Regions from separate parts of the Mus musculus genome. Here region 1 is linked to region 2. The links are chromatin loops, found by intact Hi-C in ENCODE. Cell type or tissue: gastrocnemius. All regions are shown on one strand. Each heading gives the region's core, and the rest is flanking DNA. Links, peaks and the distances in the headings are about the cores only. Region 1 has its middle 13 kb from the start of Gm34346. Region 2 has its middle 20 kb from the start of Gm40750.

Region 1 (17,000 bases), core at 4,523-12,522, 110 kb after region 2:
TTGTTGTTCAGCAGGTATTATGTGTAAAATATTGTAGGTACTATAAACAAAGACACTAACAAGGTAAAGAGACTTCTGCCCACATGGATGGGTTATGTTCAGGATCAGAATAACAGTTACAATACATAAGTTGAGTGAATGCTAAGAGGTATGAGCACACATGATAGGAAGACAGGAGTATGAAATGAATGAAGGAATTCTGGAGAGCGATATGGGAAGGCCTCTTTTGTGGAGGAATCTCTGAGCTGAGGCAGGCATGGATGGGGTGAGTAAGGATGTCAGGAATGGATCTGAGAAAAGGAAATAAGGTCAGAGGAAACAAAAGTTACAATAAACAGGCCACAGTGGCTACTGCAAGGGAGAGAGAAGGGATCAAACAGGTAGTAGGGAGTCAGTTCAAGCAGGCTCTTGTTGGCATTCCAATAATTTAGAGCCCAGCACAGAAAATGAGGCTTTTGTTACAAAATATTCCTCTAAGCCTTTATTTAGTTCCTGGGATGATGGAAACACCAGGCATTGGCCTTGAGTTCCAGCCGTAGGCAACTACAATACTAGATAAAATAAACAAAGAAATACTTCAAGGCAGTGAACAACTGGGAGTGGATGGTTGTCATCCTAGAGTAGAGGAACTGTGAAGGTCCTTAAGGGTACATTTCTAGCCAAGCATGGGAAAGCAGAGAGCCAACACAGTCTTTTTCTAGATAGAGAGAGAGAATAAAAAGAGGGGCTGGAGAGATGGCTCAGCGGTTAAGAGCACTGACTGCTCTTCCAGAGGTCCTGAGTTCAAATCCCAGCAACCACATGGTGGCTCACAACCATCTGTAATGAGATCTGATGCCCTCTTCTGGTGTGTCTGAAGTCAGCTACAGTGTACTTAAGATATAATAAATAAATATTAAAAGAGAGAGAGAGAGAGATTGAAGTTTGGAGCTACTGAGGTGACTGAAGTTTGTTAAGTTTCAATGGAAGATCCTACCATGTATTTTGGCAATTCCCAAACTTTTATGTACCTAGCAGACCTTTAAAAATATATAGAACTGCTATATTCTATAGTACATGTCTGCAATCCTCACACTCAGGAAACTGAGGCAGGAGGATTGCAAATTCAAGGCCACCTGCATTCTGTAGCATGACAGATTTATTTAGTGGCAGCTTCCCCGCCTTGGTTCTGCAAGGCCTTGGGTTTGTTTCATTCTCAGCACTGAAATGCCAAACATAACAAAGGAAAAGGGGAAACAGTCATATCTCCACAATGGCCTTCCCTCTCTCTTAACAACTGAAAAGAAAAAGATAAAATACCAATGCAGTGAAAAACTACATCAACAGCGTCAATGAATTTAACCTAAATGACATTTACATTTAACAAACACTGATCTTTTTATTTTTTTATTTTTAAGATTTATTCTATACATGTGAGTATATTGTGGCTCTCCTTGGACACTCCAGAGGAGGCCATCCTATTCTATGGTTGTAAGCCATCATGTGGTTGCTGGGAATTGAACTCAGGACCTCTGGAAGAAGAGCCAGTGCTCTTAACCTCTGAGCCATCTCTCCAGCCTAAGACTAACCTTTTAAATTTACCTTAAGAACGTAGATCACTATGGCAACCCAGGAATGCTCAGGGCAGGGGTGATGGCTCTCCACAATTGATCCTGAGGACAGCTCTGGATATAAGTGTACTAGATAATAAGTCATCTGACTACAAGGAGCACAATGTAGGAACAATGTTACTTTAAATAAAGAGATGGCATTTGTGATGTAGTAGAAATGAATCAATGTTTTTAAAGAAAATTGTCTCTAGGGTCCTGCTTGAGTTTTTTTTTTTTCCATGAATATTGAGCCACAAATAAATGATTTTAAACTATTGGCTATCTATTAGCAAGTAGTAAACTCTGAAATAATGTACAATTGAGTAACATGTGTGCTGAGCAGGTGGTGTTTATATACTTAGGAATATATATACATGTTTATATGCATATAACAATTGCAAAGAACATGAATTTGAGAGCAAATAAGGGACACAGGGAAAGGACTGGAGGGAAGGAACAGAAGGTGAAAAGTGATGTAATTAGATTTTAATTTAAAAAATTAAATGAGAAACAAAGAAGCAAGAAAGGGCTATATAAGATAAAGCCATCGTACTCATAATTCAATGTAGAAAGGGGGAAGTAATAATGGGAAAATACAATCTAAACTCTTCTTAACAGAATTTTGAAAATATTTTATGAAAATAAAGCTTGTAGAGGAATTTAATCTAGCAACATGGGTGCTCTGGCAAGGGATCATATTTAAATATCTCCTAGGTCTACATGATTTGGCTGGAATGCATTCACACCCTTAGAACGCACCATTAATCCCTAACAATGAAGGTAAAGTTAGTTTGGAGAAGGAAGCATCCACCTTTGATTGAAAGTGTTGTCTAACTGAGGGGTAGACAAAGTGACTAGTCAGAGAAAGATTTGACAGACAGTTTTAGAGATAGGATGCGCCCAACTTTCACAAGGACAGACAGGAAAGAGAGGCTACTTGTCGGGGAGGGGAGCAGCAGGTCAGTGAGTGTAATGGAGTTGGAGTTCATGTGTCCTGTTCTAGTCAGTCAGTTGAATTTAGGCAATGCAGTGGAGTTCAGTTCAGTTCAGTTCCGAGCAAAGCAATTCAGTCAGAAGCTGAGAGAAGCCAGTTTGAATCAGTTAGGTTAGCTTGGAAGATTGGGTTGTACAGGGGCTAAAAGCTTCCAGGCCTAGTTAGAATAGAAAAAGAAATGCTCTGGGTTCAGTTAAAGCTGTGTATTTACACAGCTTGGGTCCAACTCTCATCTCATCCCTCCATCTAATGACATAAAAGTTACTTTTACAAAACCTTTTGCTAGAAATCCCTCAGCAGATATCTGCCTGTGTATTGTTAGATACAACAGAGTGTCATGACATCCTTACCATGAGGGAAAGCTGAGAAAGAAAGAGAAAAACAGAATTGTTTTGAATAGCCCAGGCCAGTGCTTTCCAATTATATTTTATGCACACCACACACACACACACACACACACACACACACACACATATATATATATATATAATTTTAAAGTAAAAGAAGTTAATGATATTAACATATTTAACCATATATCAAAACAATTATTTCACCATGTACTCTCCATAAAATTATTAATGTGGTACTTTGCCTTTCATACTTTGTTTGCAAAATCTAGCATAGATTTTATATTTAAAGCACATCAGTCCGGACTTGCCTTAGGTCATGTGTTCAATGGCCACAAGTGATTAGTGGTTTGCTACATTAGATATCATGACTTTAGGACAATCAAATTCATTGCCTGGCACAAAGCATGTTGAAATACATATTAATATATCTTTGCACAGAGAGCAGTGTCGGGTGCATATGTCCACAGGCAGTGAAGAATGGCAGTTACATTGGAGCACCAACTGACATCATTGTCTATTGGCTTGAACTGTCACGTAGAAGGGGAATGCAGTTGCTTGCATTTACATGCTTAACAAATATCCCAAGCTGATTTGGAAAGTTTGTTTTTCAATTCAAAAATTGCAGATAGGCTCCCATTCCCAGACTTACTCACTCCATACCTGTTTGCTGGTGGCTTTACAGTATTTTTCAAGCCCTTCAACACCTTCCCTATGAGAGCTGAGATTTTTCATAAGCTATTTCTTCGGAAAGGAATCTGTTCCCTCCTTATCCCACATTCCCATCTCCAAATCTGAATGACTCTAATTCATCTTCTGAGTCTCAGATTAAATGTTCCTGCCTCGGGGAGACCTTTTTCCACCTCTGTATAATTACATTCCATACTTCCATGGGCTCCCGTCACTGCCTATCATTATGCTCGTTGGACTTTACTATAATTATTCCTTTTATTATCCTACTACATGGCTATATTATATGTCCCACAAGGTCTGTTTTCATAAGGCACTAAAGCAAGCTATCTGCCTCATATTTAATATGAGCTTATTGAATGAATAAGTGAATTACAAAATGCCATTCATTTCACTATGTAACGGGAGCAGGTTTAAGAAAGATCTCAATATAAATGAAAAGTACAGTATGATCAATACTATTTGTTATAAACAGGATGCCTGTGTTACAGAAGGAAGAAACCTTCAGATACATTTTGAGAAATGTGTCCAGATGGATAAGAGCATTTTAGGCAGAAGAGATGACAGTGCTTTTTGCTAGGAAGACATAAAATCCTGAGTCAAGGCAACTGGAGTGTAGGTGTGCGTGATGGGAAATTCAATATCTATTTGGGAAGCAGAATCAGTAAGATTTGAGACAAGATTGTGAGACTTAGGGAATGGACAGGGTGTCTAGCATGATTTCCATGTTTTTGACATCAGAGATGAGATTGGTGATGATGTTATTCCGTATGGAGGAATTCAGGAATAGCCGAGAAGAAGCAGGTACAGGGGGAATAAGAACTAGCTAAGCTGAGAACAAAGAGAATTTAGGGTCTTGGGGAAACTTTGAAGGAAAGACAGGAGCATAGAGAACTCTACCTCAGATGAAACAAATCTCTCCTGAATGACTGCTCACCACACAAGGTATGGTTATAAAGTGGTGAAAGTGTATCATTTCAACTTTCTCTCACATGAATGATGTTCCTTCCATAAACCACCTTAGGAGGTCCTGATCTTCCTAAGGCTGGGGTGATGGGTGGCTCAGTGGTTAGGGGCACTGTCTGCTCTTCCAGAGAATCTGCTTCAATTCCCAGCACCCACATGGGAGCCCACAACTGTCTGTAACTCCAGTTCCAGGTGATCTGATACTCTTCACACAGACATACATGCACATGACAGGCAGACATCAGTGCACATGAAAGAGGGAGAGGGGGGAGGAGAGAGAGAGAGAGAGAGAGAGAGAGAGAGACAGGTTCTGCTCTTAGGCTGACTGTGTTGCTACTGTGGGAAAAAACACTTTCACTACCTTGTTAAAAGATAGTGGTAACACAAACATTTACTGTTTTAGGACAAGCAATACAGGAAACAGAAAGTTTAGAAATAAATCTATTAGATGGAGGAATTGATGGCTTAGAAATTACATAAGAATATGGTGGCTCAGGAAGAGAAATAGCTAGGGGAAGACTTTCTCACAAACCTTAAAAACTGGACCTCACAGCCAACTTAATTCAACATCGTATCTTAAACAATAATAGCAGTAGCAATAGCTGAATAAATTCAGTTTTCAAACCAAGCTCAAAGCAACAGAAAAACTCTTCCCTGATAGTTAGTGCCAGAAGGCGCTACACAGATTGCTGAAGAAGAAAGGGCAGTGATGGGCTTACCTAGAGCTGGACCCTGCATGTTACATTACCAACCTACCAGGCAAAATGTACCCACTGTTGCAATGGCACCATAGCTGTTATGAGGTAACCAACTGCTCTCTGGTAGGATCTGAGGTCTATTTACAGAACACACCTCATGCCTGGTCCTGTAAAAGCTGGTTAAAAGTCGCTAGCTGGTGAGACCACAAACCTGAGAGAAGAACCTATCGTTATTTTGCTACATGTGCAATACTGACTTCTAAATATTTTGTTTATACCCATAGACTAATGTTTCTCTCAGTTTTGGTCAGAGAAGTTTCCTTTTGCAGTGGGTAGCAGTTGATACAGAGACTCATATCTGGTCAAGATGCCAAATGTAAGTAATTTTGAGTGCTTAGTGTGGCTAATCATCCATATTAATCTTTAAGGCCTGAGAAATATCCAGAAAGAAGAGGCAGAAAGAACCAAAAGTTAGGGCAAAGTGCTGTGGCATTTTGTCTTCTGAATGTAACAGGGCTACTGTGCTCTTGAACTCATAGCTTCTATGGTTACATGCATACGATCTATACAAGATCAAGACAACCAACATCCCAGCAGGAATGGGGAAGAAGCTCACCAGACCCTGCCCCTAAGGGATAGCTGCTAAGGGTGGGAGCATCATTCTTCTTGGTGGATGTGGCATTGGTAGTTCTCTTGGTTCCACCGGATGATTCCACGCATATGTGCAGCATTAATTGGACATATGTACTGACTGGTTTTGTGTGTCAACTTGACACAAGCTGGAGTTATCACAGAGAAAGGAGCCTCCCTTGAGGAGATGCCTCCATGAGATCCAACTGTAAGGCATTTTTTCAATTAGTGATCAAGAGTGGGAGGGCCCATTGTGGGTGGTGCCATCCCTGGGCTGGGAGTCCTGGGTTCTATAAGAAAGCAGGCTGAGCAAGCCAGGGGAAGCAAGCCAGTAAGTAACATCCCTCCATGGCCTCTGCATCAGCTCCTGCCTCCAGGTTCCTACCTTGTGTAAGTTCTAGTCCTGACTTACTTTGGTGATAAATAGCAGTGTGGAAGTGTAAGCTGAATAAACCCTTTCTTCCCCAACTTGCTTCTTGGTCATGATGTTTTGTGCAGGAATGCAAACCCTGACTAAGACAACAGAGTAGGTTCATTTAAAATGAGGAAGACATGAACTTGGAAGGGGATATGGCATCTGTGAATAACAAGGGTGTGGGGATTGTATATAGCCGTATTTGTTGGATGCACATATGAAATCCTCGGAGAATACATATTTTAAGTGAGACAGGAAGTTCTGGTGTCTTGATGACTAAGCTGAATTCCATTTTATTGTGCCAGACAGCTCTAGGTGTGTGTCTCTCTGATGGCATATTCCTAGAACGCTATTGTGATATAATGGTAACCTCAGGATACATTAGGATTATCTTATGCAATACTAAGCACAGAGTAGTTACTAAACACTTATTTGATTAAGAGGTCAATGGATTAATGAGGAATGAATGAGTAGCTGAGTATTTTTTTTTAATTCCTTTCAATTTTCCACCAGCCCCACAGGTCTACCCTGGCTGATATCTTTTTATGTTGGTTACTTGCTGCATAAGATTTGTGAGTTTTGGAAATTAACACTTAGATTTGTCTATTTTTATTGCCTGTGACTTTTGTAGAATGGGATCGAGAGGGTTAATTTTAATGTAGTGAAGTTTTCAACTTGACTGAACTAAATACACTCTGCTAGGTGGGGAAGCATTCTGTCTAGGTGTGTCTGAGGAGTTCAGAGAGAGTTAAACACAGTGTTACCCTTTCTAAGTTGGTTAAGATTCCTTCAATATGTTAATAGTCTGAATAAAAAAAAAGCTGTGAAAGGGAAATATTGCTCCTTAAAAAAAAAAAACAAACAAAAAAAAAAAAAACGAGAGCTGAGACATACAGTTTCTCTACCCTTGAATCTCTAGAGTTCCTGGTTCCTGAGTTTTGAAACTTAGACATCAGCCCTCCCACGGGTTCTCAAGGCCTCAGGCTTATTACCACAAGTTTCTCCTTTCTGTTGACTACAGACAACAGACTCCATGACTTCTGGGTTTCCAATGCTATGTGACTTATTTCCTACACTGAATCTCCCTTTGTGTCCCTTTATAGTCGAAGCCTATTGGCTTCATTCCCTGGGAACCTTGACTCTACAGTAACCATAATGACAATAACCTTGCTTAGGTCACTCATAGATAAAACCCACCCCTGTACTAGAACAATTGTTGATACAATAGTTAATTTTTTAATAAACAAAAGTAAAGAAATAAAACTGAAACAAAACAAAAAACCTCATTTTTTTGGTTATTCATTGTTATGTAATAAACTAGTCCACCACATAATAGCTTAAAATAATAAGCATTTTGTTAGATTTCATGGGTCTGTGGGTCAAGAACTATGGCAGGGCTAAGTGAGGAGGACTCTTCTTTTCACTAAAGGTACCCAGTAATAATTAGGGGGTGGATGACTTTGTCTGGAAGACTCAAGACAGCTTTACTTGGCAAGGATAATAGGAAAGACCAGGCTTACCTGGATCTGATGGCTAGGGTCACCTATATTTCTCCCGTGGGGAGGTATCCGTGCTTTTGTTTATTGGAGACTGAGTGTTCTCTTAGTGAGCATTCAGAGATATGTGGTAGCTGTACTAACACACTTGGCCTGAAAATTTTCACTCTGTCTTGGCCTGTTCATTAAGCAGGTTACTAAGTCTAGTCTGTTTTCAAGAGAAGAACATTCTCAAAGGGAGGATTAGTGGAGAATTTATTGGCAGTTTTAAATCTTCTGCATGCATCAAAGAAAAAAAAAATGAACATGTGAAATTGGGTAGGGATCTAAAATAGAACAGCGACTGCCAAATGAGCCAGACGTAAGTAGCCAACATGAAAATTTATAGCTTATGCATACAAAGAGCCAACTTCTTTTTCCAGTTTCAGGGATCAAACCTACGGCCTTAAGAAAGCCCAGCCTCAAATACTGACATTTATGGGGTGAGTAAACTCCTGGAAAATGTGTATAAAACACTACTATTGACCACTTCGTTGACTACTTTGTACATATTATCTGTGCCCTTATAAACCATGCTATTGAGTAGATACTGTTCTCATCCCACCCATTTTACAGATTGTGAAACAGTAATACTCACTACCATAATTAATTAATGAGGGGTAGGAAAGAGATGGGTGTCTGGGAATTTCAACTCCAGAACCCCTGCCCTTTTCTACCCAAACAGTGGGCGCTGGTAAGCATTATAACTTATTTCACAGCTGCTTTTTACCCTCAGAATGAGCAGAAAGGACCTATTTTAAGAATGTGAAAAAAGGAAACAAACTTTAGCATCAGCCCTGTGTTGTAATCCTGCTTCTTCCTAATACTAACTGCAACTGTGGACAAGCTATTTAGCTTTAATTGCTCATCTGTAAATTAAGGGCGATAATATCTAGTTTGTAAGGAGCAATGAGGATTAAAGAGAATAATTTCGAGTGCCTAGAATAGAGTCATCATCACTCAGACAGACTCAGAGAGTGTTGGTTCCTTTTTCAGATCTGTAACTAGGGCCCTACTTCCAGGGAAAATCAATTGCACCATGCGTCACAATTTTTCATGAGGATTTCTCATGACACAATTAAATATTTATATTGAAAGGAAAAGAAAGTGCTACAGTAACATAGATTTATCTGTCTCTCGACCAGTTTAGTTGCTATCCAACCTAGTGTGAACAATGGAACAAATTCTTTAAACAAAATCAAGGTTACCACTAGTAAATTAATAATAGGAAACTGTCAACACAATTTTTCATTGATTATAGAAGTGGCTTTATAAGTCACGTTCATTTTACTTAAAACTGAAATCGGAATGATCTATAATATAACATTAGAAAGGAAAACAAAGGAGAGTCTAATTCCAAGTTCTAAGTATCACAGGGGAGGGGCCATGGTACCAATAAGATAACTGGCATTTCTAGCCTTCACAATGTTACCAGTGTTAGTAGCATGAATATTTTTACCACCAATAGGGTTTAATCAGATGGTTTGAGAGAGTTCTATTGAGACAGAGTGTCTCAATGTGTAGCCTAGACTAACCTCTAACTCATAGTGATCCTCCTGCCTCCATCTCATCCTGGGATTACAAGTATGAGCCACCAAGCCCAGTTCTTTTTTTTTTTTTTTTTAAATTAGGTATTTAGCTCATTTACATTTCCAATGCTATACCAAAAGTCCCCCATATCCACCCACCCCCACTCCCCTACCCACCCACTCCCCCTTTTTGGCCCTGGCATTCCCCTGTACTGGAGCATATAAAGTTTGCGTGTCCAATGGGCCTCTCTTTGCAGTGATGGCCGACTAGGCCATCTTTTGATACATATGCAGCTAGAGTCAAGAGCTCCAGGGTACTGGTTAGTTCATAATGTTGTTCCACCTATAGGGTTGCAGATCCCTTTAGCTCCTTGGGTACTTTCTCTAGCTCCTCCACTGGGAGCCCTGCCAAGCCCAGTTCTTACACCACTACTTTAAATCTTTCACTAGCTAATTCCCCATCAAGTAACAAAGAACATCAACTGTATTTACCTACTATGATCAAGTTCTGTGCTGTCAGAGTAGAGAGATAGAGTTAAGACGCGGCAATCCAAGATTCCAAACTGTAAGCGGGCCTGTTGACAAGGGAGGTAGACCACCTTACACAAGCACCAAGGAAGAATCCAGCCATGCTCAAGAAAAACAAAACATAAAGTAGTCAGAAAGCAAGGGCAAGAGGGTTCAGAATAAAGGCTTAGACACAATAGATATGCAACAAACACAATAGAAGAAAACTTTCTTGACATCTAAAAATGTTCTCTTTGTCAGGTCCATATTTTAAACTCAGAACATTTCCCTAGCATATACTTTACCGTGGCCTAAATTACCAAGCTACAGCTTTGAGTATTAAAGTGGAGCATCTCTAAAGCCATAGATGTGAGAATCAGAGTAGTAAATGAGAAACGGACACAAACAGACCGGTGATTTTAATCTTCGTGGAATTGGTGAGGTTGTGGTTTTTACAAATGAGAAGCGCACCGGAAGTTGGGTTGTGAATGAAACGCTCTAACAGGAACAACTTGACTTTGAAAAACCAATCTCTAAGGGTGAGACTAGACTGCTGACCCAGAGCAACAAGAGAAGTGACTGTAATTATGATATTAAACCAGGCCTTTTATGGCCGATAACTTAAAAGGAATCACAAATCTCTTAATTATATAATAAATGCATTTCTAAAAGCCTCCTAAGAGTTAGCAGTGGAGACCAATTAAAGCAATAATAGTTTACTCTCTGCTCATTAGGTTGCTATCAGCAAGCTTGGCAGCCAAACAAGGAAGCAACAACAGAGGAAAATGGACTTTTGTCCACATAGAGTATTAAAAGTCTGGGCATCTCTGCAGTCATGGAAAACTTTACAAATTATTACATGAGATGCCTGCAATTAGTGCATGCACTACGTGAACTATAGTGGAAAATGACATGGGGGGGAAAAGTCCGAAAGTCACATGTCTTTCAATGTCCTGAGTCACCATCACCACCACAATAATGTGAACTGGGCAATTGCTACACATCCCTTTTTAGGAGGAGGAACCAAACAGACAAGAGAAATGTTTGCACAATGAAAAGTCATTCCATGGTAACATAAGAATTGAGCTATTTTGGAACGAAAGAATTAAACACATCAGTGGAGTAAGTTCCTAAATGTTCTATTATTTGAGACCCACCAGAGGAGTGACTGCTTGCTAATTAAAACTATGTCCCTCACTAGTTGGATCCCTAGAATTCATACTGTCAACTATCCTTCAACTGTATAGCATGAGAAGGAGACTCAAGATCTCTGCAGAAATGAGGCTGGGATGAAGCAACAGGAAGAAGGAGCCTGGGTTGCAGGAAAGTACCTGCTCTTTAAAACAACACCAGCAGCAAGGAAGAAACAGAACACCTCCAGAAATAAACCTCTTGAATGTTGACCAAGAACTTGCCCAAACCGAAAGAGAGCTTGGAGTTTTCAATCATTTCATCTTACTGCACAGGCCCTTTGGGGGCTCCACTATTTTTATTTGCTGCTGATGGAGTCGCACCTTGTGTTTCTCCTACAAAGACTTTGTCTCTTTTTGGAAAATGGTTTTGCCATTGGGCTCCTTCCTAGATCAATACGTTCTAGTTGTCTGGATTAATGGCAATTGATTAAATGTGACAATTTTAGCTTCAGTAGATATTTAATGCCAAATCCAAAATATGTTTTTACCCATATCTGTAGAGTTAAGTCGGTTACAGTGTTTATAGGAACCATGTGCATATACAATAGAAAGTTTTATATGTATAAAATTTTCAGTGTGTGTGTGTGTGTGTGTGTGTGTTATACATTGCTCAAGCATTTGTCCTAAACGGGAGTTCTCTATTTTCTATTCTTTTATCTTACCCCCTAAGTTGTTAGCCTCTCTTATGTGTTTGTATTCCTCTTATATATTTAAATATATCATTTTTTAACTCTCTTACTATTCTATCTCATTTCTCTTTTTTATTCTTCCCCATACACCACTCAGGATTATCAACAAGGATATACATACACACAATTACATACATACATACATACATATTTAATCTTTAACGTATTTTATTTGCTTCAGATGTTTCAACTGGTATCAATAACCAACAAGAGAAATAACCTTTGTAAGTACAGCCATCAGTGGAGAGCGGAGCCTTATAGAAAACAAATCTTTAAATGTTTCTCCTTGAGTGTGTCTCTCTATTTCTGCATTCCCCGTGTTGTTATTCGTATTGATGGTGATTGTGCCTTCATTTGTTTGAAGGCAGTGCCTCAGTCTGGAACTCAGTCTGTCTTAGAACTGATGAAGTAACCCAAGCTGGCCTCAATGCCCATGCCCTGCTGCCCCAGCCTCCTGAGGAATGGGACTGTAGGGCTAAGCATCACAACTGCCTTGAAAGTCTAAGATTCTTCCCGTCACATTAGGACACTGCCTTCAGCCTCTCTCTCCAACTCCATTCCTTTAATCGGCTTTTGGTAGATCCTGTGCTCAAGGCTGTGATGTGTGGAAAAGCTAGTATCTCCTCAGCTTTCTTAGGTTTTTTTGGCATATGCTGTTCCTTCTACATGAAACCTCTCTCCTTTTACCCCTCATGCCCAAGCTGATTGTTCAGAATCCAAGCTTCAAAATGGGCATCATCTCCTCTCTTAGGCTCCCACGCACACGTCAATACCTGGCACTTACCACACTAAACTAGAATTGCTATTCTTTGTTCTTCCTACCAGATGAGGATCGTTGTGTCTGTCATGCCTACCATATTATTATGGTGCTCAGAATGTAGCTAGTTACTTACTGTTGAATAAACAAGAAAGATTGCTCCTATCAAGCAAATAATTATCTATGGGCAGATACACTATCCTTTTCCAGTTAATAACCTTAGACTTGAAGACAACTTATGATGCCTCCTTTTCTATGCTCAGTAATTACACTAACGCAACATCCTGATCACCTTTGCCTTGGTGACTTAAAGATCCTTTGACTGAGATGTCCTCTAAATTCACCATGCTTTCTCTCCTTAGCATACTATCTAAATTTTATCCAGTCCATTTCCTGACAGCAATAGTAGACTTCATTTCTCACTTTAAAATCCCATTTCCTGTCTGTTACCTCCTTTTATCGAGTCCTACCATTTTTGCCTTAGGGCCTTCTTCCAAGCTATACAGCCTGCATTTGAGGATAAAACCCACCAATCAGTGGCTGAAGCTGGGTGTGGGGACAAAGACAAGAGCTCACTCTAGAATCCTATCAAGGAAAAGTCTGGCTTGTATCAGCTAGAGAAGATATTTGTACAAGTTCATGGTTTGTTTGTTTGTTTGTTTGTTTGTTTGTTTTTTCTCAAACTGTTAAATCTTACAGGAACAAACCTACCTTGATAAAGAATACTCATATACATTGTTTTTATTTCAATAGCTTTTAAAGAGCAGTCTTAAAGAAACTATGATTCCTACTTTGAATTATTTAGAAAGGTATTTTAGAGCCTCTAGACTGTTGTATTCCCTGACAACATTATGACATTCTCCTACACTGAAGAAGTCTTGAGTTTCCATCTATAAAGTAATCTTCGAGTACACATGGACACACACACACACACACAAATTTTTTTTAAAAAATGGACAACAGATGAGATACCTTTGTTAAAGTTTGTTAAAGTTTTCAATCCGATTCTTTCTCCCCTCTAGTTCATATACGGTTGTGAGCCTGCAAATGCATCCTATTCTCCTCTGTAGACGTCACTGCTTCCTACATGGAAGAGCACAGGCCAACACAGGTTGGCTAACTTTCTTGTCTAGATGAAGGGTCTTATTGTACACAATGACTTTTACCTGTAGCAAGTTTCAAGGATGCCGCGCTGTTCCAAAGCTGCTATCTCACTTCACTGTGTCACGGAAAGAAATGGAAGCTAAGTGTTACTTCTCCTGTTTTAGAGAGAAATGAGTAGAACTATAAAGAGTTCGCCACTTTTCTCCACGTCTTCTTGAGTATCCACTACATTAGGATGCGTGAAATATTAGCTATCTTCCACAGCCTCCAAAATGTCTTGTTGGTAAATGTCTCCATGTCTTCCCTTACTACTATGTACAACAACTTAAATAAATCAAACAACTTGATAGTTGTCAGAACTGACTTATGATGTAAGAGTCTATTTATTGTTTGGCTATTTTGCTATAAATTTTAAGGCTTAACTATTAAGATTAATTAATGAGAGAAGTATAGCTCACAGTGACTTAAAATATTCTTTCCTCATATATTCCAATTATCACTGGTATATTTCTAAGTTAATTAAGTACAGAATTGCTCCACATTTCAGCACAGGGAGATTCCAGTATATTAGTGGTTATCAATGTGGCTTTTATCATTTTAGAAATGACCATATAGAGTATAAATTTACTTCTCAAAGTGCTCTTGGGTTATCTAAAGTACTATTTTTAGATTTTTAGTCTCAGTGCAATAATCTCATTAGTTGGCTTAGAAACTCACCGCTTCACTTCTGAATCTATATGAAGGATCTCATAGGCCGTATCTATAATAAGCAGCTTATCCAGTATGTTAATTTTAAGGGCTGCTTGAAAAAAAAAAAAGTGCCGCCTTCTTCTGATAAAACCCAGACTTTAATAGCACATCCTCTGAAGTCGTTCTGTAAATGCAGTACTAAAGTTCAGCACCACAATCTGGGCTATTTAATTAGCTCACAGCTGCTGCGTTGGGATAGCAGGACTTGTTGGGTTAGCTTGGTGTTCACAGTTTGGGCTCTGGTTCAGAACATAAGTGGCCATCTTATGTTCTGTTTTAATTTCTTAAAGAATGGTGTGGTGGTTTGAATAAAAAAAGAGTTCCCCACAGGCTCGGGTGTTTGAGCACTGTTTGGGGAGATGGCTCAGCCTTGCTGGAGGAAGCCCCGTCACTGGACCCAGGCTTTGAGAGTTGATAGCCTCACCCTACTTCCAGTTCACACTCATGTTGACACTTGAGACATGCCCTGCTCCTGCTGTCATGGCTATCCTCCACAGTGGGACTTTTACCCCCACGGACCCGAAAGCCAAGATCAAGTCTTCCGTGAGTTGCTTTTGGTCATGGCGTTTTAGCTTAGCAATAAAACAAGCAACCACTACAAATTCTTTATACTTATTTTCAGGAGAGTCCACATTCTCTCTTGTTTAATCACTACCTTAAACCATCTTTTTGTTTGTTTGTTTGTTTGTTTTTGTTTTGTTTTGTTTTTGAGTTTTTAACCATGTCTATCTAGCTACCTAACTGACCTTAACTTGAATTGTAACGGTCTTTTTTTTTTTTAAATGGAAGGGAATATTTTATCTGATCAAAAGTAATCTGAATTAGCATATTAATTATGTCAAACAAATCTCAATGTCTTTACTATTTCAAACTTTCTTAAACTTTCAAAGTCTCCCCTGCAATGATGAACGTAGTTTATAAAATTTAAAATTTCCCTTTGAAGCTGTATAAATTTTAACTAAATTTCACTCATTTTTTCCCATTAATTACATTACATTTTATATCCAATAGATCCAGGGGTTCTCAAACTGTGAGGAACGACCATTGGCAAACCTCCACCTCCCAAAACATTTATTTACATTACAGTCCATAACAATAGCAAGGTTACAGTTATGAAGTAGCAATGAAAGTAATTTTATGGTTGGGGCTCACCACAACATGAGGAACTGTATTAAATGGCTGCAGTGTTGGGAGGGTTGAGAACCACTGCACAATTAATATTAAGACTTATTAGAAAACGTGACAGATTACATAGGGCAGTGGTTAAAGACCTGGCCATTGAATCTCCACTATGAAAACTGCATTATGTAACTTTGTCCTCAAAAGAGGCCTAGAAAGTTGTAGTTTTCCACAGAGGAAAGCTAAGTAACCAGAGATGATAAGGAACTGGTTGAACAAGATCATATAGGTAAGTAAACTTATGGACTGAGGAGGTTCTAGTCCAGGTTACCCCATATCTAACCTCATCTTCCTCAAAGTCAAGTTTAATATTTCAGTTCGTTTCAATTTCCCCAGAATAAGTTTATACAGCCCATACATAATTCCATCATACCATCATAATTCATGTGTTTCCTTCAACTTCTCTTTCTTACTATTTTGTGAATTATAAGTGCTACTAGAAATGAACAGATCTTAAGTCTAGAAACCACACCCTATGCCGTCTCTTTTTTTCAACACAGTAACTACTCTCCATTAATTACAACAGCTTCCTACTCTCATTATGCCAGGAAGTGACTATAAAAGTCTGTCCCTCAAACTTGATGGGTCTAGATTCTTAGACTTAGAGACATATAGAAATGCATGCAGGTAACTGTCTGCATCTATCTTCTGAGCCTGCCCTTGAACTCACCGTATAGCCAAGGATGGTCTTGAACTTTGGTTCTCCTGCCTCCATTTCTCACGTGTTGGGATTATTTGCATGAGGCACCTGCTTTTGGTTGTTTTATTATTAAATCTCTAATGTTAAATGCTCAGTTTGGAAAATATAAAAATTATGTATGTATGTATGTATGTATGTATGTATGTATGTATGTAAATGTCCTCATTCAGGTTTCTATTGCTGCAATGAAACATGACCAAAAGAAAGTTGGAGAGGAAAGGGTTTATTTGGCTTACACCTCCACATCACAGTCCATCATCAAAGGAAGTCAGGATAAGAACTCAAACAGGGCAGGAACCTAGAGGTAGGAGGTGACGCAGAAGCCATGAGTGCTGTTTACCTCTGGGCTCCTCATGCCTTGTTCAGCCTGCTTTCTTCTAAACCCCAGGACCACAAGCCTAGGGACAGCACTAACCATGATGGATTGAGTCCTCCCCATCAATCATTAATTAAGAAAATGCCCTACAGACTTGCCTACAGCCTGATCTTATGGAGGCCTTTTCTTAATTAAGGTTCCCTCCTCTGAGATGACTTTAGCTTGTGTCAAGTTGACAAAAACTGATCCAGCATGACTGACCCCGCAATAACTTGACAGCAAACACATCACCATTAGCCCGCAACCTTTCCTTTCTCATTCATTTCCCAAGATCCCACATTAAAAATATAAATAACTTTTTAACAGATCCGCCGTCTTTACAAATTCAAACACATTAAAAGTTCAGTCTCTT
Region 2 (13,660 bases), core at 771-8,770:
TCTTCATAGAACTACCAGATTGTTTAAAATGTGAATCTAGTTTTATCTCTTGTTTAAAATATGTCTGTGATCTTCATGGTATCTAGAATAGTAACCACATTCTTCACCAAAGCTGTCAATTTTTGTGGCCTTATCTCTTTAGAACTTCCTAGCAATGAGGCCTACAGTCTATTCCCTATCATTTTCTGAATGTGTCATGCATGTCCTATGGGACCACTGACCAAGCTGTATTTCCTTTCTAGAATACTTATCACCTCCCCCTTTCCTTCCCCATCACACTTATATAACACTTTTATGAGACACAAATACTGTTCAGATTCCTTCAAAATGTAGACTCCTGTTTTTGTCCTCTCAACCTTAGAAAGGATCAAGGATAGCACCGTTGGAGGAAATTGAGAGACCGAGAGGTTGAGTAACTTGCCTAAGGTTATGTGCAGTCATGGACACACCCGAGGCTTGAGAGAACCAGATTGCCTGGATGTTGAATCTACACATTTATCAACCACATTCTCAGCCTCTCCTTCATCTCAGTAAATACATTACTTTTTAAAAGCTCAGCCCATGAGCCAGTCCTTCCTGGAAGCCTTCAGAGATTTCTCAGTCTCAATTAGCATCTGGGTTTATTTTTGTCTCAGCACTTAGGGGCACTGTACAATTGAAGTCCATTTTCTTGTCTTAGAAACTTAAGGAAGGGAGACATATTTTATATCCCCAAGCTTAACACAATGCCTAGCAAAAGAAAAGAAATAGTCATATGTTGTTAAACAACCACAATGAGGAAAAAAAAAAAAGCAAGAAATACCCAAGGGATTAAAATATGTGGATGCACGGGAAATGCAGAAAGCATTACCTGTGCAGAATCTGATGGGGCTCTTCAGTTGAGGCCTTATGACCTGGCCTATCTATCTAATATCAGAAATAAACTTTAGAATCATCTGACAAATACTACAAATCCTCATGAGAATTCAAGTTAAACACATGACTTGACATTTATTTGTTTAATCTGCTCAATAGATTTTTTTTTCCTGTGTCAACCATGAAAGCTAAAACTATTTCTAGGCCTTTCATCTTAGATCAGCTTTCCCTTAATTTCTACACTCCAAAATGTTGAACAAAAACATGCCCCTTTTTGTGGTTGGAAAGTTGGGCTTTACATAGAACTTTCAACACACAATTGTCAGCACCTGATTAGGGTCATTCTCAAGCCCGGGACTTTTCTTCCTTCCTTAAATAGGTCTTCTAGATGAATCATCGCTAGCCACTCTATGATTATGCCGAGACCAGATACACAGCTTATAAAGAACAGCACACGCTGTGGTCCTTGCATCAGTCTGTGCTCTGATTCAGGCAGATTTCATTTTCATTCAATAAAAAAATTAGAATGAATCGTCTGCAGGAGTTTGAGCCATCGGTTTCTGCTATGGGAGCAAGGAAACAAGAGTTGGCGAAAGCGCACATCCACCCATTTCCAGCTTATTAGCATTTCTGATTCGGAGATGAATTTGGTGGAAAAGGACGTAGATGGGACCTTTATGATACCAATTAAATTATTTTCTGTGCTCCATGTCATTAACAAAACCACATATACATTTCGTCATCTAACACTGAAGTAGAGCCTTGTTAACTATTTGACAACATACTCATACTCATGCCTATTTATTCACTGGATGGATTTAAGGAAATGTAACATTTTGGTGATCAATAAGGGTTTCTTGTCATAGGTACATACATGGTCCTGAGTATTAATATGAAAAAGTCTCATATCCTTTTCCCTGGATGAGGCTAAGAACAAACAAACAAGATGGAAAGAAGGAAAGTCCTCAAATCTGCCATGCTGCATAACATTAAAGTAGATAGAAGAGATAGTATCTAAGAGATAGTAGACAGTGTGTAGATAGTGCATATTCTTGCCTTTAATCTGTCTCTCGAATGACATCCAAAGTGTATGAAACCATGACCCTGTGTTTCTACAATTGAAGGCTATTTCCTGAGCAGCCGCAGACACACAGAGAAAGTTCCCACACAGCTGAAGCATTCAGAAGGAGGGGGAGAGCATCCTGAGCTAGACTTGCCTCTGGTAGGGTTTCAGACACATTGCTCCTCCAGAGCAAGACAGAAGCTACCCCTTTCTGAGTCGTTCTAGCATCCTCTGACTATGGTTTTGTACAACTGTTTCCACCTCTATCTCCTGAGGAAAGACATCAAAAGAAAACAAAGCTCTGACACAGGGAACCATCAGAGCCAACAAAGAACAATGCCCCCCCCCCCCCTCCTACCACAGGCAGCAGGAAACAGAAGAGTGAGCTGTAAAGTATGCTAAGCCAATTACGAGGAATGGGAGGAGACACTGGGCAGGGGAAGTAAAATCAGCCCAAGCTGGGCCAGCAGACATGGCTCAGGGAAGAGGCTGCCCATGGAGGCAGTCCCTCATAAAAAAGAAAAATGGAATTCGAAGAAAGAGATTTTTTATCATGCTTTTTCTTTATGCTGAGGGATGTTATCCATATTACAGTGAAATATGAAATATGAACCCTCCTTCATATCCCTCCTCCACCAACATACCCCATGAGGAAAATTTTGAGAGTTATGTGTTCCCTTAGCCTTTTTTTCTGAGAAATGCAAGTAAATTATTTACTACATTCTGAAATTGCTACTGACAGCTGGGTTCCTTTGCTCACAGCACTGTTCTGGATCAAAATTCAGGGATGGCTGCTTCATGAACAATGCAAATCCTTGCAAAAACAAAACAAAATAAAACAAAAAAAACACTAGGACAACCAACTTTGCCACCACTTCCCATGGGTTTGAACTTTTTGAATACTTTGTAGAATTCAGTCATGTCTTTAGACCGATTCCCTCTACACTCCAAGAACATCTTAATCCATCATCGTTTGTTATTATTTTGTCTTTGTCATACATAACTTACTACACCATTGAAGAAAAGTCTTTCTTCTTTGTATTCCAGGCTGTAATTGACCAAACTTCCAGGAAGCGAGTGGATACTTCATCAGGTGATGCATAAGCCAACCCGTTTAAAGATGCAGATGATGTTCTACTAATTAAAACATGATTTTCAAAATGGAAAAGCTAGGTGTACTGGCTGCTTTTGTGTGTCAACTTGACACAAGTTAGATTCATCAGAGAGGAGGGAGCCTCAGTTGAGGAAATGACTCCATGAGATCCAGCTATAAGGCATTTTCTCAATCATTGATCAATGCGGGAGGGCCCAATCCATTGTGAGTGGTGCCATTCCCTGGGCTGGTAGATCTGGGTTCTAGAAGAAAGCAGGCTGAGTAATCTATGTGAAGCAAACCAGGAATCTGCACTCCTCCATGGCCTCTGCAGCAGCTCCTGCTTCTAGGTTCTACTCCCTCTTGAGCTCATCTCCTGACTTTCTCGAATGATGGAGTATGCTCTAGAAGTATAATAAACCCTTTTTTCCCCAAGTTGCTTTTTGGTCATGATGTTTCATTGCAGCAATAGAAACCCAAGGATACTAGGTATAATAATCCACTTACGTAAATTCAGTCCTCTGTGGAGAGCCGTGCCGCGAACAATCGTGTGCGTGCCGTGAGCAATCACCATTCTAAGATGGCGCTGGCTTTCACTGCGCCTAACTAGTAAACAAGCCTTATGTGCAAGTGCAAGAGTGAACTCACACCTCGTCACTGCCCATCTCGCGGCGTAGCAATGGGGTGATGGGCGAGTAACGAATCAGGAGCTGTCACGCCACATCAGGTGCTGAAACGTCACGTTGCGGGCTATATAAGCAGCACCATTTTCCCAGTTCGGGTCTTCCCTCCTGATAAGTAAGCAATAAAAGCTTTGCTGCAGAAGATTCTGGTTGTCCTGAGTGTGTTCTTGCCGGCGGGGACAAAAGCTAGGGATAGTCCTCAAAAAATTGAGGCAGGAAAACCATGAGTTCAGAATCAACCCAGGCTACATTGAAGGCTAGCCTGAGCTACAAAGCCAAAATAGTACAAAATAGTACAAAATAGTAACAACTATTGTTGTCCAGCAACAGCAGCAAAAAAATATATGTAAGTCTGATAGCTTTAGTGATATTGATGGTATGTCAATTTTCTCCACCTCATTATGATTGGTCTTATCAAATACTTTATGTGTTGTGTGATTGTCACTGTCAATCCACACAGGAAGGCTTTTCTTGTTGGCCTTACCAAAGTGTCTTTGTTTCAGCAATGCATTTGGAACTCAATTAATACTACTCTACTTTAACTCCTAAGAAAACTGTCACTAACTTAAGCTTCTTCTGTTAGGAAGTAGTTATGTAAGCAGCATTAATAATGTGTCTAAAAGCCAACTGCAAAATAGGCCAATTTCATTTCCCTGATTTTATAAAGATGCACACGAGATTACAGCCATGGCTCCCACACTTACTATCTTAATTATCTAGAAGTCTTTGTTGTGTCATTAGCCCTTATCAATCTACATATAATACCAGCATAATGAAATGTACCAAGCCCTTGTTGGATCCAAAATAGTAGTGTTCTGGGAGTAGTCTAAACTATTAAGATGTGGCGTCTAGGTAAGAGCACTTACTAAGACTCTTAATGGAAGGTACTGAGACCTGACAGGAATAGGAACTTTCCTACAGCTGGAGGAAGTTAAAACAGAATTCATGCAGTGCTGGACCAACATCAGGGAACTTATATCCAATACACACAAGTCAAAGAGAGTTGGAAAACTCAGTAAAATACATGGGCACGCACCCATTCTATCATGCATTCCTCAACAAATTTTCAATTGTGTGATTATACTTTGAGTGTGCACATGTCAGCAGACATATTTACTTACAATCAAGTCAAACAAAAGAATCAGGAGAAGACAGACCCTTTTGGGGCACCATGGATTCCATTTGTCCTGATAGAGTCAGTCACATGGCTGCATTGAACATCAATTTCTTCATCTTTTGAGTTATACAGCCAATGATGTTACAGGAAGGCACTTATAACCAAGTCTGCCACAGCTCCCCATTCTTTTCCAACACTGACTGCCCTTGACTTTGATTTTCTTCTAATAGCTCATGGTGTTCTGTTTTTCTTCAGACACGCGGCTTTTATAAAAACAATAATATTTCTGTTTATCACATAGGCTTTATGTAATCTCTTCTTTAGCTTTTTTAACAAACACATAAAGCCAGAGATATAAAAGATAAGAAATCAGAATCTAACTGGGGATGGTAGACCATACCTGTAATATTAATACTTAAGAGGTTAAGGTAGATTGTTCATGTGTTTCTACATTAATTTGATATTATTGTTAGTTGAAGTCCAGCCCAAGCTACCTGAGACTCCCTGAAAACAAAGGCAAAGAAATATATGAACCACAGCAAATAAAGAAGAGGAGGTTTCGAGTGAGATTCCAAAATTAGATGCAACTTGAAAGAATATCATAAGATCAGAAACAAACAATATTTACAGGTTTTCTTGTGACTATGTATACTTTAAAATGAAAAGCTTACAAGGCACATGAAAAGAAAAAAATCTTAAAGCAGAGATAACCTTGTCTCAGATATAAACCCTTAGCATTCAGTATTTTCCTTCCAATGTTTTTAACTACTGACAATCACACCATCCTCATGGGACCACACCTTGCTTTTTTTTCTGCGTTTGTTTTGTAGCAACCACTTCCTGCATTACCAGGCATTATTTTAAAACATTACTTTTAACAGCTGCCAGTTATACATGTCAGACTCTGAGTTTAACCACACCACACACACACACACACACACACACACATATATATGTAATTACTTTTCCTTTCACCCAATCTCAATTTTTTACCTCAAGCAGAACTGTAGTTGATAAGTATAATGCATTTTACTTAGAAATAACATTTGGACCAATGTACTTTTATAATCTTTATATAATGGACATTGAGGAGAAAAAAAATGAAGGAGAATGTCTTAAAATAGAATGCTAGCATGGAATTATGTCATCTTTAATGAGTTATCATATGATATAATAATGCAACTGTAGTTCTAAGAAAATCACCTTAAGGAAGCTGGAGAGTATTTACTTAAGACACAGATGGGAATTAAACAGTCCAAAGGCTGTGCTCTTTCCAAAACACTGGCAAAGCTGAGGCCTAAATGGTCTCTGGAAAGTGTCTATTGTTCTAATAAAGTGCCATATTTCATGAACATCGAATTTCAGAGTGACATCTGGGTGAGAAAGTTGGTAAGGAACCCATCCCATGCACAGCTTGAGCTCCAGGATGCTAGCAGGATCCGCAGAGTACAAGGATGGTCGACAGAGGTGAGGAAGCCTGAATGGAAATTCTCTTCTTCAAACCACAGATACTGCACATTTCTAAAAGGTGTTAGGGAAACCACCTTCATTGCTATGTAGCAGGATTCCCCTAGAAGACTCAGTAGCACTCTTTGATAACTTCACTGTCCCTCTGCTACCCACCTTCATTGGCTGCTATGTGTTCCTTTTGTGATATGCAAACAATTTCCTAGACCGAGATCTTTAATGTCACACCAGGTGAACCATACAATTCTACTCCATTATGACCTTTGCAATGGTGTCCTGTTCCAGTACCTCCCAGAAGACATACTTCACACATGGTAGGTGTCTTAGTCAGGGTTTCTATTCCTGCACAAACATCATGACCAAGAAGCAAGTTGGGGAGGAAAGGGTTTATTCAGCTTACAATTCCATACTGCTGTTTATCACCAAGGAAGTCAGGACTGGAACTCAAGCAGGTCAGGAAACAGGAGCTGATGCAGAGGCCATGGAGGGATGTTCTTTACTGGCTTGCTTCCCCTGGCTTGCTCAGCCTGCTCTCTTATAGAACCAAGACTACAAGCCCAGAGATGGTTCCACCCCTTGATCACTAATTAAGAAGATGCCTTACAGTTGGATCTCATGGAGGCATTTCCTCAACTGAAGCTCCTTTCTCTGTGATAACTCCAGCTGTGTCAAGTTGACACACAAAACCAGCCAGTACAGTAGGAAAGCACACAACTGTTAGTTGGTAGACTCAACTAAATAATAGTGTGAGAACATTTAAAAGAATTAATTCATCTCTGTTGCAGTTGTAAAACACTGGACAGTTCCTTCTAATGTCTCATAGACTCTCTCCCTGTGGTCCATCAAATCTTGACCAACACTGTAGTATATAACACAAAGCATTGTAAACAAATACTCAGAGAACAACAGAAAATAGACCAAATAAGATGACGAAAGTGGATTATTAGAAACACACTGGACAATTGGCCTGGAGACAGAACAAAAGCCAGAAGATAGAAAGAAATGAAGACAGTCACAGAATGTAGAAAAAAAGAAAAACAGGACAAACTAAGGCATAGTTCAGGAGAACAGGAAGGTAGGTGCTAACAAGAAAGAAAACCAGGGGTCATTATAGAGCTTAAAAGACAGAGACTATCTTTTTTTATTATTATTTTATTGGATATTTTATTTATTTACATTTAATGTTATCCCCTTTCCCTGTTTCCCCTCCAGAAACCCCCATCCCATCCTCCCTGCCTCTATGAGGGTACTCACCCACCCACCCACCCACTCCCACCTCCCTGCCCTAACATTCCCCTACACTGAGGCATCGAGTCTTCCCATGACCAAGGGACCCTCCTCCCATTGATGTCCAACAAGGCCATCCTCTGCTACATATGCAGCTGGAGCCATGAGTCCCTCCATGTGTACTCTTTGGTTGGTGGTTTAGTTTCTGGGAGCTTGGGGGGGGAGGGTCTGGTTGGTTGATATTGTTGTTCTTCCTATGGGTTACAAACCCCTTCTGCTCACTCCTTCAATCCTTTCTCTAACTCCTCCATTGGGGACCCCGTGCTCAGTCCAATGGTTGACTGCAACCTGACAGAGACTATTTTAAAACTACCACTAGGCCTGCCTTTGACAAGAAAGCATTCTTCGCTTCCCTGATAAATCAAGATCTGCAGACTACCATATAGGAATAGAATCAAGCAGCTGAGAAAATTCCATTTGGTTTGGTAAACTAGCATCCATCCAATCTCCTAAAATCCAGGAATGCCTATGGCCTAAGGATTTAGGACTCTTCCCTTTTATGCACCTTACTCTGGCCTCCCTGGAGGTTAGAGTTCTTTTAGCCTAACAGTTGTGATTGATGTATGTTCCTTTCTTTTAGTTCCTGGTTGAAAGGACTCCCTGGATAGCTACCTTCTCTATGCATTTCACTTCTTTCTGCAGAGAAATCGCTGGGAAAGAACAACCCTGGAACAAGGCTTTGATGTCACCTCTCCCTTTGGATCAGGGCAGGTCTCTTTCTTTCCCTTTCCCAGGTTGGAAGGATAGGATGTGTTTAAACTGTTTGTGACCCCTCTTCCTGTCACCCTTGATAGGAGGAGACACAGGGAAGCAAACAGGGAAGCTTGTACTCCAAGGACCAAAAGCACAGTGGATTTCTTCCCAAACCTGCCTGCTTTTTCCAGGAACGATTGTGTTCATGGGGCCATGGGTCATACCTCAGAGCTCAGGCTAGCCTTACCTTGATCCCCTCATCCTTCCCAGAAACTTGGCATGGGCTCTTTTTCCCTTGCCATTTTGTTTACAACAAAAAACAATTTTGAGTCCTTTCTATCCACTATACACAACTGACACTCTCCTCCTTTTCAGTAATAAAATTTCCCATTTTATGCTTGTTTATATATATATGTGTGTGTGTGTGTGTGTGTGTGTGTGTGTGTGTGTGTGTGAAAAAGGCAACCATAAGAGGATTAGAGTATATATTTAAAGGCACCAAGGAGAATTATTTGTATTGTAGGATGAATAACAAAACAACTACAATTATCAAGTTCTTATTAGGATATAAAATATTCCAGTCAGGCAGTGAAGATCTAGAATCCCAGCTACCCAGGAAGTTGAGGTCGGAGAATTAAACTTTCAAGGACTGCCTGGTCTACAGAGAGAATTCAAGGCTGCCATGGGCATCTTAGAGAGATCTTGTCTTGAAATATAAAGTAAAAACAAATGTGACCTGGGATGTAGCTCAGTGGTAGAGTTCTTGCCCAGCATGTATGAGACCCTAGGTTCAATACCTGTTCCCACCAAAAATAAGATAAGAAATAAACTCTGATATTCTGCTATGAATTTTTAATATAAACTATAGTTAATTGTCCCTAAACTATCTGTTGTATCTCTGACTCCATTCAACACTGACTTTATTTCCATTTTTACAAGCGAAAAACTAACAGTGATCATACAAATAGTGCCCTCTGGCATCAGACTCAGCTGAAAGCTCATGCGAATCTAATATTCATGCTCTAGCCAGAATTCTGTGTGGCTGCTTATGCTAAAGAACTCTGGACTTGCTGTCTGCGGCAGAAAAAAACCTGGCAAAGAAGGTGAATTTTGAAGGTGGATTTAACATGAGAGTTCATCCAGGAACAATCTAGTGACTCCTAAATGGCTGTGTATACAGTGGGATGAATTTGCTATGTTGGTACTAGTCTCAGTTTTAGTGAGGAAAGGAAAAGGAAAAGGAAAGCCCCACTTTGGTTGTCACCCTGGGAGGTAAGATGACATTTTGAGTCTTCATTCAACATCCTTCAAAGCTCCTATTGTAGGAATGGGTCATCCCTGGGTCATCCATTCATTTCAAGGCCCCTCTTAAGACACAGGATTGCTTAGCACTTACACATAAAATTACAGCTATAACCCTCAGTGAAATGTCAGGATTCTACAAGCTCCCCTTACAGTCTTCTTAAAAATTAACTTTTTATTTTTAAATTTTTATTTAACAAATAAAAATCATATATATGGTATAGTGTAATGTTTTGAAATGTTTATCCAATGCAAAGTACTTAAACGGAGCTAATGACTACATCCCTTACCTCATATTGTTATCTACGTATGTGTGCATGCATGCGTGTGCGTGTGTGTGGTGAGAATATCTAAATTCCATTCACTTAGCAAGTTTCAAGCATACAGTGTTATTAACTCTAGTCACCATGCTGTTCACCAGATCTGCAGAACCTGTTCCTCTTGCTGGGCTGATATTTCGCGCTCACCATCTTCCTGTGGGCGTCATCCCTTGCTTTACATCCTCGCCGCATCTGTTATCCCTCGCCCACAGCAAGCCTCCTGCCTCTGCCTTGTGGTGCCTCCCACTGTAAGAAAATCTTTCCCATTTCTCATCAGTTCTTCCCTCTCTTATATCTGTTCAGGTTTGAGTATCAAAACCCTAGTGCCTTCAGAAGAGGGTAGAACAGGAGGCCAGAGAAGACTAGTTATCTTAGAGAGTGATTCCCAGTGAGGTATCATAAATGGGAAGATATTTTTAGTTGTCTTAATATAAGGTGAAGGGATGGTACTGGCATCTTGTAGACAAATAAGGAAAACTAGTATGTGTACTGAAGTAGATAGGACAGCACTACAATACAGAAACATTTATCCCCCAATGTCAGCATTGCCAAAACTGAAAAATTAGTTTAGAAGGAATAGTTATCCCAAGCTCAAGGTACCCACATTACTGGATATTTCCCGAGGTAGTCCCATGTCTAATGCAGCGTATAAGACCTAATTTCTAAGTCTGAGAGTATTACCATTCTCACCATGTTAGCTAAATGCACTGTACTGCATCTTATTTCTTCTCTATATGAAAGAAGTATCAACCGAAACTTTGAAACTGTATTTCTTAAACTTCCCCATGCTTGTGTGCAATGTAAATCAATTGCTCAATTGTTAAATAAAATATTTGAATTGGAAAGGAATGTAGGAAGTATCTGGTGTAACTGGTTTTGTATGTGAAAAACTGAAGCGCAATGTGGCCAGGAAACTTTTTACTGGGCAAGTCAGGGCTGGACCCTATCTTCTCATCAAATTTTAGGCTCGCTCCAGTATCACATACAATGTAGCCATCAGCTATATGAAGAGGGTTAAATTCTTCAAGAGGTTATTTTCTTTCTTTCTGTGGATAGATTTTTAGCCTCTCTAGACCAATTTGACTGCGCTGTGACTAGTGTGACTAGATTCAGTAATCATAAGCTAGAAAGTAATTACTACAGAAATATATCATGAAGCATTTGTCCCTTGAAAACAAGAAATCCAATAATAAAAGTTTCTTTTGGAAGCATAACTTCTAAAGCCATTTGATGTTTTTGCTTTCTTTTTAACATTCATTTGGGTTAGAACATTCTAGAGTACTGTCATGATTACTTCAAATAACTATGTTAAAATCTTTTCTTTTCCTCAGGTGTCAATTAATATTTTCTTGGTAAATGGGTTGTTGCTTTAAACATTTAAATTAGGAATCCTAATGAAAATCTTTGCAGAAAAATCTTAGCAAATAGCTCTATTGTATGTAATGACTTTAATTTTCACTCCATCACCAAAGGGATCTCCAGGCTAGAGAAGCTTAAAATGTATTTGTAGTTATGTAGCATATTGCCAGTAAAAGAAGCATCCAAAGACTGGGTTCTATTCTGTTATTTACCCAGTTTTTATTTTTATTAAGGGTTTGTTTGTTTTGGATTTGGGGGTTATTTTTGTTTTTGTTTTTGGGGGTGTCTTAGTTAGGGTTTGACTGCTGTGAACAGAAACCATGACCCAGGCAATTCTTATAAAAGACAACATTTAAGGACTGGAGAGATGGCTCAGAGATTAAGAGCACTGACTGCTCTTCCAACGGTCCTGAGTTCAAATCCCAGCAACCACATTATGGCCCACAACCATCTGTAATGAGATCTGACACCCTCTTCTGGTGTACACAGCTACAGTGTATTTACATATAATAATAAATAAATCTAAGGGGGAAAAAAGACAACATTTCATTGGGGCTGGTATACAGATTCAGAGGTTCAGTCCATTATCATCAAGGTATAGACACAGCAGCATCCAGACAGGCATGGTGCAAGCAGAGTTGAGAGTTCTAAATCTTCATCTGAAGGCTACTAGCAGAAGACTGTATTCTAGGCAGCTAGGACCAGGGTCTCATAGCCCACATCCACAGTGACACATATACTCCAACAGGGCCACACCTTCTAATAGTGCCACTCCCTGGGCTAAGCATATACAAACTATCACAGGGAGTTTTTTGTTGTTGTTGTTGTTGGTTTGTTTTCTGTTGTTGTTGTTGTTTGTTTGTTTGTTTGTTTGTTTTAGTTTTGGGTTTTTGGGGTTGTTTTGTTTTGTTTCATTTTTGCTTTGGGGAAAACTGAACTAATCATGCATTAGATGGGTTTCCCACTTGGTTGTTTAAGCCTCTGCTGTGGGCATGGTTAGCACTGAGGCCGATGTGGAAATAAAAGTGTAATGGAAGTTGCTTTAGGAGTTTCTTAATAGTTCCTACTGAGCTCAGTCTATTGGAACATTTATGACATCAAAGTTCCAGGTCAACGTAGGTATTTGCTTTGACCTACTCAAATTTGAATTTGTGCCATTTTTCCCAAGAAAGTACAGGGCAGTATCAACATACCTGTATACTTGAACTGAAGAAACAACTGAAAACCTGACTGAGCTAAGCACGGACACATCCCTACTTTTCATGTTGAATCCTAACAAGAAAAAGCGAGGAGGGTGAGCAGAAAAGAACTTCTCCCAGTGACTGGGGTGCAGTGTAGAGCAGAAAGAGGAAGTTACTCTCCAAGAGCTGTATTTGAAGTATAAAGAAATGTGTTGCTGGCACATGACTACCAAGCAGGCTGACAGCACAATTAGAAATAGGAATGATGTGCAGAATAAATAAATAGCCACTAAGTGCAGTGACAACTTTGAGTGACAGATGCAGAATAAAAATGAACAGTTTTCTTGATAATATGTCAGGAAACAAATACCTCTTTCTTTCAGAAGAAAAAGATATAGATATATAGAGAGATAGATATAGATATATATAGCTGCAAATTCAGGCAGCCTCTCATCTGGTGAACTTCTTATACCCCCGAAGAACTATAATTTTGGCCCCAAATGAAATGGTCCTTTTGTAAAAATTGTTGCCTTCTTATTTCATTGGTGGTTCACCATGGTTTACTCAAACTCTTTCTGCCCAATTTTAAAAGTGTATTATATACTATCATTGTCCTGTCTGTTGCACAAGAAATCCAAAAATAGTTCAGCATTCTGTTTTGTTTCCTTGGGGTTTTATTGTTGTTTGTTTTTTATTTTTATTTGGTTTGAATTTTTTAGTTTAGTTTAGTTTTGTTTTGTTTTTTACAAAAATCATTGTAAGTTCAGGTGCACTAACCAGATCACATTAGCATCTGTTTCTACACAAAATATATACAGTACCTTAGAAGTTGTCTTTTTAAACATAATCTTGTTTCAATTTAGTTTTGTCAAAGCTAACTCAATGGTATGGTGTAACAAAAACCAACCAAACGAAAAAACAAAAATTTTATATTATTTAGAACAAATTTCTGTGAGGTGATCAAAAAAGTTACTTTAAATTACAATATTTAGTTGAAGTTTAATATTTAATATTAAAACTTCCCCAAATTTAAATACTTAAACATCCTGGAAATTGCTGGAATGAATAACAAAGCAAATTTGAAACTATCAAGGCTCTCCTTTGGGCCAGTATATATATAACTTATCAGGTAATGGACACAGCTTACTACTCACCTTTCTTCATCAGGATGTATGTGTCTGGACACACAGTTCCATAAAGGTCCCTTGGCAGAGACAGAACAACTAGCTAGCTGTAAATC

Evidence for each region. Hi-C counts contacts between places; a loop is a spot of excess contacts. Peaks named below come from ENCODE experiments on the same cell type or tissue, not always from the same donor. Only the 100,000 strongest peaks of a DNase experiment are listed, where the experiment ranks them.
Region 1: it touches region 2 in a loop (1.8-fold over the local background); 3 of 42 quality-filtered maps call a loop at or near these places.

What each region holds. Positions count from the first base shown.
Region 1 is chr10:98,887,342-98,904,341 of GRCm38, forward strand. No RefSeq gene overlaps it. Among named protein-coding and RNA genes, the nearest start is that of Gm34346, 13 kb to the left of the region's middle. In gastrocnemius, for the core only: no CTCF peak of the experiment used is centred there; no DNase peak of the experiment used is centred there.
Region 2 is chr10:98,779,929-98,793,588 of GRCm38, forward strand. No RefSeq gene overlaps it. Among named protein-coding and RNA genes, the nearest start is that of Gm40750, 20 kb to the right of the region's middle. In gastrocnemius, for the core only: no CTCF peak of the experiment used is centred there; no DNase peak of the experiment used is centred there; H3K27ac peaks cover 224 bases.